2 separate regions of the Homo sapiens genome follow, and region 1 is linked to region 2. The links are chromatin contacts, found by Hi-C or POLR2A ChIA-PET in ENCODE. All regions are on one chromosome and are shown on one strand. Each heading gives the region's core, a stretch centred on a gene start or an enhancer-like site at or near the end of the contact. The rest is flanking DNA. Distances are from core to core; before and after follow the strand shown.

What was found. A loop is a pair of places that touch in the nucleus more often than their neighbours do. ChIA-PET counts read pairs that join two places held with the same protein, here RNA polymerase II (POLR2A). Pooled maps may share reads with other maps.
Region 1: a map of posterior vena cava shows a loop between it and region 2 (18-fold over the local background). The contact joins the promoter of CFAP100-DT here to the enhancer-like site in region 2. A Hi-C loop is called at or near these places in 28 of 168 maps with a recorded cell type or tissue (Caco-2, Calu3, K562 and 18 more), 3 of 37 single-sample maps with no recorded cell type and 35 of 50 pooled maps. POLR2A ChIA-PET finds 5 or more read pairs at or near these places in 4 of 52 experiments (A549, H1, HEK293 and 1 more).

The regions. Positions count from the first base shown.
Region 1 is chr3:126,389,908-126,396,111 of GRCh38, forward strand. It overlaps CFAP100-DT (CFAP100 divergent transcript), which reads right to left and starts at 4,891. Exons shown (of 2, transcript NR_103789.1): 1 at 4,392-4,891; 2 at 3,125-3,386. CFAP100 (cilia and flagella associated protein 100) reads left to right here and starts at 5,002. Exons shown (of 17, transcript NM_182628.3): 1 at 5,002-5,071; 2 at 6,035-6,142. The coding sequence starts at 6,094. LOC107986044 (a long non-coding RNA gene) reads right to left here and starts at 2,341. Exons shown (of 3, transcript XR_001740563.1): 1 at 2,276-2,341. RefSeq lists an enhancer at 1-173.
Region 2 is chr3:126,349,424-126,355,818 of GRCh38, forward strand. It overlaps KLF15 (KLF transcription factor 15), which reads right to left. Exons shown (of 3, transcript NM_014079.4): 2 at 2,418-3,524. The coding sequence starts at 3,499. Among named protein-coding and RNA genes, the nearest start is that of KLF15, 4.8 kb to the right of the region's middle. Within about 2 kb of position 3,933, at least 8 of the 41 ENCODE cell types and tissues checked have a DNase peak (open chromatin) inside an H3K27ac peak, as active enhancers do; they include dorsolateral prefrontal cortex, gastrocnemius medialis and heart left ventricle, where a contact is called at or near this core.

The sequences.
Region 1 (6,204 bases), core at 3,641-6,140, 41 kb after region 2:
GCAAAAAGAGGACATATCAGCCGAGACTTGGGCGCAGGGGTGGCGAGGCTGGGGCTGAGACGGAAAGACTGGCTGCGGAAGAGATGGGAGGAGGACAGGGGCTAGGCCCTTGGCAGGGGCTCGGCAGAGGGGAAAGCCTGGAAACCAAGTGGGCTCCAGGCAGAGGGCACCGAGGGGGCCGCGGGAAGAGGCCAGACCCGAAAGTCCTCGTCAACAGCGCCACAGAGCTCGGGCATCACCCGGGGTCACGGTGCCCCCCAGCAATTTCTTCTACTTTTCACTGTTTTGTTATTATAGAAGTAATACATGTCTACAACTTCATTGTAAAGAAAAATGAGAGCGAGCAATAGGAAAAAAATAATCAGCCATAATCTCGCCTCGCAGACATAGTTTTCGGTGTATGTGCACATACGCGGTTTCCCCAGGCATCCGCTGGAGAGCGGCGCTCCTGGGCTAGATGACGAGGGAACCCAGAGCGAGCTGCCTACCTCAGGGCTTGCAGACACCTGGGTGGGGATGTCATGGAGTGGGTGCTATGGCCAAGCCAGAATCCATTCAGATCCCCCCATCCCTTTCCCTAACACAACGGATGCCGTCCAGGCACCAGCCCTATGGCACCGGGATGGGGCCTCCCACAGAGTCCCCAGCTTCTATCCCTGGCAGCGATTAGTTTAGGCATGCAGTTTTTTGGCTAAGATATGAGGAGAGGTGTTCTGAGGGGCTACTCATGAGAAGTTTCTTTGTAAGTCATTTCTGGTGAAGCTTTCTGTTTCTTGAAGCAAAATACAACCTAAATGATACCTGAAACTAGTGTAAAGACTACCTTCCCCGGGCTCCTGGGGCTAAATCACGCCCTCCCGGGGAGCACCCCTGATGCTCACATCTCCTACCCTTCCTCCTGTATCTGGATCCCACCCTAGCCTCCTCAGCACCATGGTCCCTCCAGCTTGCCTTCTGCCTCTACACACACTCTCTCTCTGTCTCTCTCTCTCTCTGTATGTCTCTTTCATTTCCTCTACGCCCACAACCTGGTCTAGTCTCAACCCCTCTTCCTGGCTGGCTGACCACAGTCCCCTAACCACCTGGGACCTGCACCCCACCCCCACCTGTGGAGACCACGCCCAGGAGCACACCTGGGAACCAGGCCAGTGCCATGCAGTTTTCTCACCTGCCATGCTGCATGCCCCAGCATCCTGCCTTCTGAACTGTGGCACTGGGGGTCTGGCTTTAATGACCTAGCCTCCACCAGAGCTGCAGGGAAGACCAGGGTCATTTCTCCAGGCCCACTGTGGGTCTGCACACCCATAAGGGAGCAAGATAGAGCCACTGCCAGGACCCTCAAAAGTGCTGTCCAGGGCACTTTCTCCTCTTCCTCGTCACCCATCCATCTCAGTCCCCCAGGAGATCCTGAAACTGCTCACACCAAGGTCAACCGATTTGTTGGCAAATCCAATGAACACTCTTCAGTCCCTCTCACTTGGCCACTCAAGAGCACTTGGCAATGTGGACCCCTTTCTTCTTCTCCTTTTGAAAATATTTATTGAGATATAATTTACATATCTAAACTTCACCCACTTAAAGTGCATTTTACTATATTCAGAGTAAATCTAATGTTCACCATAGTCTAATTTTAGAACACTTTCATCACCCTAAAGAGCAAAATCCCATCTCCATTAGCCACCACTGCCCATTTGCCTGTTTCCCCAATTCCATCTAGGCGCCTTCATAGGATATGTGGTCTCTTGTGACCACATATGAGCCCAGTCTTACTCTGGGCTCCAAGACCTTCTTTTTTATTCCACTAGCACTGTTTCTCTGACACTGTGGTCAAATGTGATATGCCTGGGATGTGGATGCCAAAAGTCATCCCTGTTTTTTCCTAGACTCCAATCAAATTATCCATCCATCTGAGCTGGCAGGAAAGCAATCTGATTAATGTGATTGCTCACAAAATATAAAAAGCATGCCAGGCTAGAGCACCTGGCAGGCACTGGTTGGGGACACGTTCCCAGAGAGGGAGGGGGGATGGGGCTTCAGACACTCTTTAAGGACTTTGCAGCTTTCCCCTGAAACATGGTCCTGCAGGCCACAACCCATGCAGGGGCTCCTAGGTCAGTGTAAGTAGTGCAAAGAGCTCATATCACTGCCCTCCCTGTGGAAAGCCCTTGACTCACCGTGAAGCACGGTAGACATGGCTGTCATTCTCCATAACCTACCACCTCTCAGCAAAAGGAAAACCCCCATGTGAGAGATCTGGGCATCTAAGGCATTTTACCTTGAAGGTGACTCTCCAATCCAGCCTGGCCTGCTGTGCTGTAGAACAACGGTGAGACCAGGTGCTGCAGGAAAGAAATACAAGCTGCTCTCTCAGGCTTTGTCGTTCTGGTAGACCTCTGAATACCCTGTCTGGGTACAGGACTACTCCTGACCCCCCTGGTTTCTGAGTCCCTCCTCCCACGGCAGAAGCCAAAGATCTTGTGTGGAAGGCGGGAGGTGCAGGCAGGCGATCCAGGTGCTGCCTACCGGTCAGGAGTGCATAGCAGACTTCGGATCACAGCATGTTCTCTGCCAGAACGCGCCTGCGATGGCTTTGGGCTCCGCTCCAGGCTACAGCATCTCCCAGCTTGATTCCCTATCGTCCTACAGAGTCTGGGGGCACCCCCATGTCCTTTTCTCCCCCAAGTGGCTATAGTTGCTTTCTGTTGTTTATTCCCGAGAGCCCAGACTGATATACCTTCTTTGAGGAGGAAAATACGAAATCTGAAATACGAATTTCTCCTTTAAGAAGATTGTTAGCTTTTCCCAAAATGTTTGATTATGAACATTTTCAAGCTTCAAACATACAGAAATGTTGGAAGGATTTTGAAGCAGACATCCACATGCCCACTGCCTGGGCTGGACAGCTCACAGGCCACTACGATTCACCACACAGCCAGCCAGCCACCATTGCTCCACCAATCATGCATCTGATTTTAAAAATTAGCTTTTAATCAGCAAATGGTATTTCTAGTTAGACCTGTTAGGCTAAGACTAAAAGTTCCAAATCAGGTCACGTTTTCTAGGTGGTTTTCTTTCTAACCTTGTAAGCTACCAAGAGCAAAAACAAAGGCCAGAACACACAAACTGACAGATAACTTGCCTTTATTATGAAGTACACCTTTGGACTTGTGGGGTTTTTTTCCCAAAGCTTGTGCATCATTGTCTGGGATAACTGCATAAAATGGAAGGACGATTCCTGGTGAGAGGCAGTGTGTTCTAGGTAAGAGCAAAGCTGGAATCCGCTGTCTCACTGTGTCCCTGCTCTGTCCACACCGGCAACTCATGCAAAGGCAGGGTGATCATGCAGGTGAAATGGGTGGATTGGTGTCAAGTGCGTGGAACAGTACCTGGCACATAGAAAACACTCTGTAAGGTTCATGGGGAGATTCACGACTGTTCATAAACTGATCTGTTGATGACAATGAATGGGCAGGAGCCTGGGTACCTTTGTTCTCTTTGGGTCACTTATGTTCTAGCTTCCTAAAAGTCTCATTAGAGCACCTTGTATTTAGATAAACCATTACAAAAACACTTACTTTTCTACTTGAGTCACCAGTTTATGAAGTGCTTCTTGTGGTTTGCTAAAACCTAAATCGGAGGGACAGGTTTTTGTTCTGCTTTGATGGTTTGTAGGGAGATAAGGCTGCAGAGGTAGGCTGGGGCCGGGTCATTGAGGACTTTGAATGTCAGTGTAAGGAGCCTCTCTCCTAAGGGTAAAGGGACAACTTGTCTTTCAGCACATTTGACAATAGCAGCTGTAACGAACACACACGTGCACACATGCACACACACACACTACATGTGCACACATGTGCACATGCACACATGCACAAATCACATATGTGGCTTAACACAATACAACATTCTTCCTCCCTTGTGCAAAGCCCACTGTGGATATTGCAAGTTGGGACACTATTCTACCAGCGAAGATTCAGGGATCCCTGCTCCTTCCATCTTGGGAGCTCCTCCTCACTCCCACCCCCAGCTCCAATGGAGTTCCTGTTGTGGATGTGGTCTTCCCACCCACTACACCGGCCTTAGGCAGAGCCTGGCACAGCTGGGATCCTCACTGGGACTACATTGCTGGGCTGCAGACTGCTCCAGAGTCCCCCCAGAAGCCCCTAAATGTCCCTGAAAAGATGAGTCACTGACTGTGCTTTCAGCTCCAAGCAGCCTTTATCAATCTCTCAATCCCCATAGATACTGGGAAAATCTAGGAACATGTTCAGAACTCAAAGAGGGGTCTTCTGCTGCTGCTTTTTGTGGGGAGACAGGATCCCTGAGCTGGGGGACCAGACATCCTGGTGCCCCTGGCTTCAAGCAGCTGGTGGATCTGCGCGCTCAAAACTTGCCCTGGTCTGTATGGCCTCATCCTCTCGCTTGTCCCACTATGATGGATCTCGCTCGCTCCGTAGAGCAGTGGCTTTGCAACCCTAGCCAGCACTGGGGTCGCGCGTGGACTTGTCAGGACACACATTGCTGGGCTCCACCCCGAGTTTCTGATTCTGGGGCGAGGATTGAAAACTTGCTTTTCTAACGAGTTCCCAGCATTTTCGATGCTGCTAGTCCTGAGACCATACTTTGAAAACCGCCCCTCTAGAAAGTGCGATCCCTCCCCAGGAAAGAAGCAGGGCTATTTTTGCTCCAAAAGTATCCATCCTGCACGCCCTCTTCAGTGCTTGGCACGTGGCGAATAAACCAATCAGGATGAAAGGAGCCAACCCAAGTGCGGAGTGTTGAACCTCAGAGGAAGAAACCCGCGTTCACCAGGCCCAGGCCTGGGCCAGGCGCTGTCCTGGCGGCGTCAGGGAGGACATCGTGCCCAGAGCTCGGACCCAGCAGCCCGGCCCCGCGCCCTCCCTGTCCCGCGGCCCGCAGGCCCAGCCCTCAAGCGCCCAGCCTCCGCGGCCTTTGTGGCGTCACAGCCAGCCTGAAGAATGGTTGCCTTGGAGACGTAAACCCAAGAGCCCTGCTCCTGGAGCTGAGAACTGCAGCGCGGAGGCTTCGGAGCGAGCCGGGGCAGTCGGGGTCGGTGGGTGCGCTCGCGGTCCGGGGAGAGGGGGCGCGCGGGGTCCGTGAGGGCGCGTGGGGGCGGCGGCAGGGGTGCGAAACCAGGGCCCGAGGGGCGCGCGTGGCCGGGAGCGGACTTGCAAGGCGCCTTCCAAGGCTGCCCGCTCGCATGCCACTTGCTTGAAACACACCCATCTACCATCCACCCCATCTGTCCTACCATCCCTGTGCACCTCGCTGTGTGGCTCGGGGCCTTGCAGAGCGCGGGTGTTAGGAGGCGACCCTGCGAACCCCAGGCTCACCCAATAGGGGGCTGCAGCAGGAATGCGGCAGGAATGGCACAAGCTTAGAGTGGGGGCCCTTTCCAGAGGCAGCCCCTCCTGACTGTGACTTTGGACACCTCGCTGAATCTCTGCTTCCTCCCCTGCAAAAATGAAAATTCATTCAATGGATGAAGTTAAGAAGTGCCAAGGGTATGTCAGGAGCTTGGATGAGCAGAAAAGACCCCCCTGTTCTCATGGAGCTCACATTTTAGGGGGAAATAGACAACGAATGGATTTTTAAAGTGATAATCAGATAGTGGGAATTGCAGAGAAGAAAATAAAGGCCACATGGGGGTGGGGAGGAAGAAACCACTTTGGATGGGATGGTGAGAGGTCTCTCTAAAGAGGTGACATTTGAGCTCGGAATTGAAGAGAAGGAAGCCCAGCACCCCCAGCTGGGTATGGGAGAATATTTTTTGGCCGAGGAGGCCGAAAATGCAAAGGCTTGAGGCCAAGATTGATGTGTTCTAAGCACAGAAAAAGTAGGCAGCTAGAGCCAAGTCCAGGAGGTGAGAGTGGACCCTCGGGTGGGAGAGGCAGGGAGCCGGCAGGTGTCCCCACAAGGTGAGCCCTCAGCAAATGTCGGTGGCTGTCAGCCACCCAGGGGGAAGGAAGCTCTGGGCTTGGGGACCACCAGGCTCAAGCACTGTGTCACTCCTCAGGTGAGGATCTCCTTTAGAAGAGGAGAAGCCTTGCATCAACCTCTTGGGCCTCAGCCAAGATGTCTGAGATACCGTCCACTATAGTCTCCAAGAACATGACCAATGACAGTAAGTACCGGGCCAGGGTGGGCACTCTCAGAGGTCAGGGGCAGCTTCGGAGCCTGTCCAGC
Region 2 (6,395 bases), core at 2,683-5,182:
GGTCCTGGGCAGCACGACCAGTGCCAGGGCTCAGATGTGTCAGAGCTGAATCCCCTCCACAGGTCCCCACTCTCTCATGTACACCCCCTGCCATGAGGAACTCATTACCTCCTGAGGCCACTGTATAGAGAACTAAGATCTGCCTCACTGAGATACACTTTGGGCTGAGGGGCCTATCAGCTCTCTGGCCCTAAGATATCCAGGAAGAAGGCTGGCCTTGGATGAGGACCACACCTGCCCTCCCCATCACCCTACCCAGCCTCACGGCATCTAGAGGAGCTACTTGCCAACGGTCGACTATGGCCAGGAGACGGCGCTGAAACCTGAGCCCGACTAAGGAGTCCAGACTGGTGCTTGGAGGGAGGTTTCCCTGCCTCTCTGCAGCCCCTGCCCGCCCTCACCAAGAGGAGAGTGCATACAGGGTCCCTGGGAGTAGGGGGTCCCTTCACAATAGGCACCACCCTCTTGGGGGCTGGAGAGAATGCCTTCAGGGTTCCTCCTCAGAAACTGCCGTGTATGAGTTTGTATCCTTATGATGTACAAACAACAAGGAGGCCGCTGTGGAGCCCTGCACGCCTGCCCTGGGCTGCAAAGGGCTAGCCCTCCACTCTGCAGACAGGAAACTGAGGTTTGGAGGGGGACCACCCCAAAGGCACATGACAAGTTAGTGGCTGACCCAGGCGTAGGCTCAAGACCACAGCCCCCACATACCTGTGCCCTCGCCTTCTCTGCACAAGTTTCCTGCTTCAATCAAGAGCACTCCTGGCCCTTCTCTCGGCTCCTCTAACCTCCTATGCAGTGTACTTGCTGCTGTGTCCTCCTCTCACAAGCAACCTGTCAGCCATGCACCCACTCGGCAGGCCTAGGTACAAAGCTCAGAGAGGTGGGGACTCCAGGATGGAGACCTTGTGAGGCCCCAGGGTGGGCTCTCACAGAAGCCTCTCCGGTCTGTCTGAATGGGGTGGGAGACAGGACAGAGTGATGTCCTCACTCAGGAGGGGCCTCCATAAACCTAGACACTGTTCAGGAAAATTCCCTTCTCTGGCCAGATTGGCACTCAATGGAAAGGTGGCACCAGTGCCACAACATACATTCCACTCACAGCTCCCTGACCACAGCTCAGCCTCACTGGCCAGAACCTCTGCCCCAGACAACTCTCAAGAGCTCTCAGAACCAGAGTATGGTCAAGAAAACAAAAGCTGCAAACTGCTCCCCGGGTGTTGCACCCACACATAACACATGCACACACAGGCAGCCACACATGGTGCACAAACACCTAAGACATGTATGTGTGCAAACACATATGGTCACACGGCACAGACAGACACAAAGAAAGCAAGATGCATACACATGTGGGTGTGCACACACACAGCCACACACCTGCTGGCGAGGCCCAGGCCTGTATACACCCCCAGGGATACAGATGAGTGTGCCCCGTCTCACACACGTAGCAGCAGCCACAGCAGCAAAGATTTGGAATGTGCCAACAGCACACAGCGCCCCCCAGGCAGGCCAGAGATTCCTTTGGGATGGGCATCAGGAACTGCAGAGGGCTGGCTCTGGCACCCCGGAGCACATGAGCTCTTCGCAAGCAGCCTACATTTCAGGAAAAGGTGGACAGCCACTCCCAAGGAGGTTGAGCAGCACCCGGTGCTCAGGGAAGGGTGCTCCCTGGTTGGGAGACTACCAGTTACCATTTGAGGCCTGATTTCCCCACTGCCATGCAGACCAGACAGCCTGGGTTCTGCCACCTGTGACAGCACCACCAGCTGGCCTAGCCTCCCTCTGGGTTGGCCTTTGCAGCCTCCCAAACATGCTTCCACGTCCCCAGGGAGGAAGCATAGGCGAGGCCCAGCCCATGTGTCCAGAGACATCTGTGAATGAAGCTAGTCCCACTGGTTGGGGAAGCAGCATTTTCAGGATGTGACCTCTCGAATCCGGCCTCTGGGTTCAAATCCCATTCACAAAGCAGAGTGACCTTGGGCAAGTACCTGGCCAGTCGGAGCCCTAGTGTCCTGTGATGTAAGTTGGGAGTGATGGTGGTACTTACCCTGTGGGGCTGTGGGCCCAAAGGGAGCCGCTGCCTGGCCCCTAGACCGCACTCATCCTTCCTCGCCAGCCCCTCAATCCCCACCCTTGTCAGACTGGATGGGGAGACCCAGCTGGCAGCACAGGCCAGTGAAGCCTTACCTGGCCATCAGGAAACTGGACACCAGTTGGCTTCCGGCTTCAGGAACCAGGAGGACCAAGGAAGCCTCCAGGCAACTGTGCCAGCTCTGGGCCTGCACCCGCCTGCCCCTCCCTCCCCTCCCTCATCTACCTTCTGTTAATGGTGGAAAATGGCCCTGCTGCACACCCAAGTAAGCAGACATGAGTGGCTGTGCTCACTGCCCAGGCCTGTCACTCGCTATACTGACCTCCAGCCGCAGCCTGGCCAGGTGCAGGCGAAGGGCTTCTCACCCGTGTGCCGGCGCAGGTGGGCCTTGAGGTGGCTGCTTTTGGTGTACATCTTGCTGCAGCCAGGGAAAGTACATTTGTGCATTTTGATGAGTTCTGCGGCTGGGTTCTTGGGGAACTTCTGGCCCATGAGGAGACCGGCAGGGCCAGGCCCCAGGGGTCCCGATCCAACAGGCTTGGCGGCAATGGGCACAGGGGCAATGCGCACAAACTTGGAGGGCAGGTTCAAGTTGGAGGAGGGTACCACCTGGGGCACGAGTGCGAAGGTCTGCCCCTGGATGTTGACCAGGAGCTGGGCAACCTTGACATTCTCTGGGGCTTGCCCAGGGGAGGCAGGCCCTGTGCCCGATTCCTGCTTCACAGGCACGGGCTGGATCTGCAGCAACACTGGGATGGGGCCATCAGGCGTGGGGCCCCCACCTGGGCCCTGGGCACCTCCTGCACTGGCACCACCTGGTGGAGGGGAACAGCGCTCTCTCCCGCTGGACCCAGGATGGAGGTGGCTCTTGTGTGGCCCAGCTGAGAGCTGGCTGCAGGCATCCAAGTCCTTGCTGTTGCCCTCAGGGACCTCCTTGACTCCAGGCTCCATGTTCTCCTCCAGAAACTCTTCAATCTCCTCCAGGGTAGGCTGGAAGGGCCGTGGGACGTCATCAGGATCACCCAAAGGAAACTCGGGCAAGCAGAAATGCTCCCCCTTCACAGGGGCCGCTGCCCTTCGCCAGGGCCCCCAGGCCACGGGGCCACTGCTGGCCCCAATGCTACTGCCGCTGCCCCCGCCACTGCCCAGCGTGGCCTGGGACAATAGGAAGTCCAAGATGCTGTCCTGGCTCTCGGTGCCCAGGCCTCCACCATAGCAGGAGCAGAGGGCTTGAGAGTCGGGACTGGAACAGGAGCAGGGGCTGGAGGCATCGCTGTCATCTTCAGAGACGGGTGAGGGCAGCATGTGATATGCCCGCCGGCCAACCAGCCTATCACCCAGATACCCAACTGGGCATTTTGGCGACGAGAAGTTCTCGTCCACTGGAAGTAAGTGGTCCACCATGCTGGCCTGGCCGTGCCGGTGGCGGCTGCAGGAAAGGAACACAGGAGGCCTGGTCAGAAGGACAGTGCTCACCTGCCACCTCGCAGGCCTCTGACCCCACCCTCAGCTGCCTGCCCACAGCCTCCTATTGCCAAACGCCTGGATCCTGCTTCCATCCCCCAGGAGAGCTGTGCCTGCAAGAGTGTTTTCTGAAATTGCACCACCTGTTTGCAAAAGAGACCTCTCCAAGCCCATTGCATAACCAGGGGCACTTCTGGTTTCAAACAGATTTTCCAGAATTATCCTGGAAAATAGCACATATGTCTGTGAACAACTGAGTATGGGTGAGTATGAGAGAAGGGCATGCGCGAGGAGGCTCTCTGGACCCCAGGAGGGCCAAAGCCCTGAATCAGCCCACCGTCAACATCATAGGAGTCACTGTACATCTGAGGACTCCTGACCTCAGCTTCACGCCTGTTGAGTCACAGAATGGGGGTAGAACAGCCATTTGCCCTCTGACCCTCATGTTGCTGAGGCTTCCAGAGGGTTGCCAGATTACGCAAATAAAAATACAAGCCAACAGTTACATTCGAATTTCAGATTTAAAAAATAAACTATTTTTAATATAAGTATGTTCCCAATATTGGATAGGACACACTTACATTTAAAAATTATTTCACCTGAGATTCAAATTTAACTAGGCCGCCTGCATTTTAACTGGGCAAGTGTAGCATGTAGGCAAAACAGTCAAAGACCAAAAAGTGCCTGCCTGCGCAGCTGTTTCCCCACCTAAAGCTCCTCCACTCTCCAGTCCTCAAACCCCTCTGAGCCTTGACTGCCCTGTGAGTGGCACAGGCTTGAACGCAACCCTCTCACCTGCACCCTGATGCTTGAGCATCCTGGTGGCCAAGGCCCTGCCCCTCTGGTGATAATCCGTGGAGTGGAAGCAGACCACTGGGGTCCCAGAGCACCCGCATGTGCCTAACTGCCTTGGACTTCACACCCATCTAGTGGGAAAGGAGACAACCACCCCCCCAGCCCATCCTGACCAATAAGGAAGTGGAGTCCCCTGCACTCTCTGCCATTGCTCTCTCCATCTGGGACACTCACCGCCTTGCGAAGGTTCAGCTAATGCCTGTCTCCCCCTGAGACAGTGCACTCCATGTCTCTGCTGCGTCCCCAGTGCCTGGACTGGCCGCTGGTGCCCAGCAGGGGCTCAGAGAACTTTGATAGAGAGGAGAAGGGAAAGCTGCATCCTCTGAAGCCAAGGACATGCTAGGTCTGGTGCCAAGGAGAGTCAATAGTGTCCAGCTGTGACGGGGCCACCTCTGTGAACCTTTGTCCCTGCTCAGTGACCAGGGCAGGCTGGGTGTTTATCAAGCTTGGGGAAGGGGAATGCTCTGCACCAAAGTCAGAGGTTCTCTGCTGCCCAGCATCACCTCTACACCCAGCCCCTCTGTCTCCAGGACCCCTTCAGGGCCTGGCACCCGGCACTGCCCAATGGCCAATACCATCATCAGCTACAACCTTGAGCAAGTCCTTGCTCCCCTTCCCAAACCTTAGTTTCCTCATCTGTTCCATGCTTCAAAGATCTCTAAGTCTCTTCCTGCTCAGGGACCCCAGGACCTTTAGCCCCAGTTCCCAACTTACCCAGGAAGCTTCACGGAGCTCCAGGAAACTAAGGCAAGGTCTGTGCCCCAGGCCAGTTTTACTAGGAGGACATTTGGCTTTTTGGTTTAAATACTCAGCTAAGGATTTAAACCTGGAATATGTTTTAAAATGCACCTATTCACCAAATCAGGTGCTGGGAAGGAATGAAAGTGCTAGACACTGTGAAGGGCACAAGGCTGGGCAGAGCCCACACTCCACCCTGGGCCTCCCCCAACCCTTTCCCACCCTCCAAGCAGGGGCTCCATTTCTGAGTCTGCAAGTTGTCTGCCAGGTGACCTCAGGCAGGTGCACAGCCTTTCTGTGTCTGTCTCAGTCTGTGAGATGGGGGTGCTTCCAACAGTGCCTGGTTCCTCAGGTGTTGTGAGAATTCCGTGAGCTGACGCTCACTAAGCACCCCCCTCAGGATCTGGCACACCGGCAGCACTCAGCCAGTGCCAGCCATTGGTGTCAGCCTGCAGGCACGGCAAACGTTCGGCCTCTGCCCCTCTACTGTGATGTTAAGGAATCAGGGGCCTCCAGCCCTCCTGGGACCCAGAGCAGGCCTTAGAGCCCTCCCCTGAAACGTGATCACTAACTGGCCATCCCATGATATTAAGTAATTACTGTTAATATTTTTAATTGTGATGATCATATTGTGGTTAAAGGAGGCCTTACCTTTTAAACATATAAACAGATATTGACAGATAAAGTGATCTAAAAAGTACAGTAGGGGGGCTGGAAGGAAACACCCTCCAATGGCTTCCCAAGGACAGGTGGCCCTATCTCCTCGCAGCAGCCCAGCACCTGGGCCCTTGGGACTCTCTGCAGACCTCACCACCAACTGCCTCTCTTCTAGTCCAGGTGTGCTCACTTCACTTCAGCCTCAGCCCGGGGCCACTGCCCTGGCTCTTCCCCCAGCACTGCAGGTGGGAGCTGCTTAGTTAGATCTCGGCTCAGAAGTCACCCCTGTGGGGGCCTCCAGGCCCACTCTGTTACATCATCCTATATTATACTCTTCCCTGCAGTTTCTACTGTGGGAAACTATCTTGGTGATGTGTTTGTGAACTTTCCTCCCTGTCTACCTTCCCATCAGAATATCAGCTGTCCTGACTGTTCACTCCAAGGCCATATCCCAGAGTCTAAAACAGGACCGGGCAAAATTTGCTGAATGAGTGAATGGAAGGTGCGGGGGAGAGCGGGGGAGGTCGGAGAGTAGGAATGGGTGGCCCAGGTCAGCCAACAGGGTCTTAATGCTGGGCTGAACGTC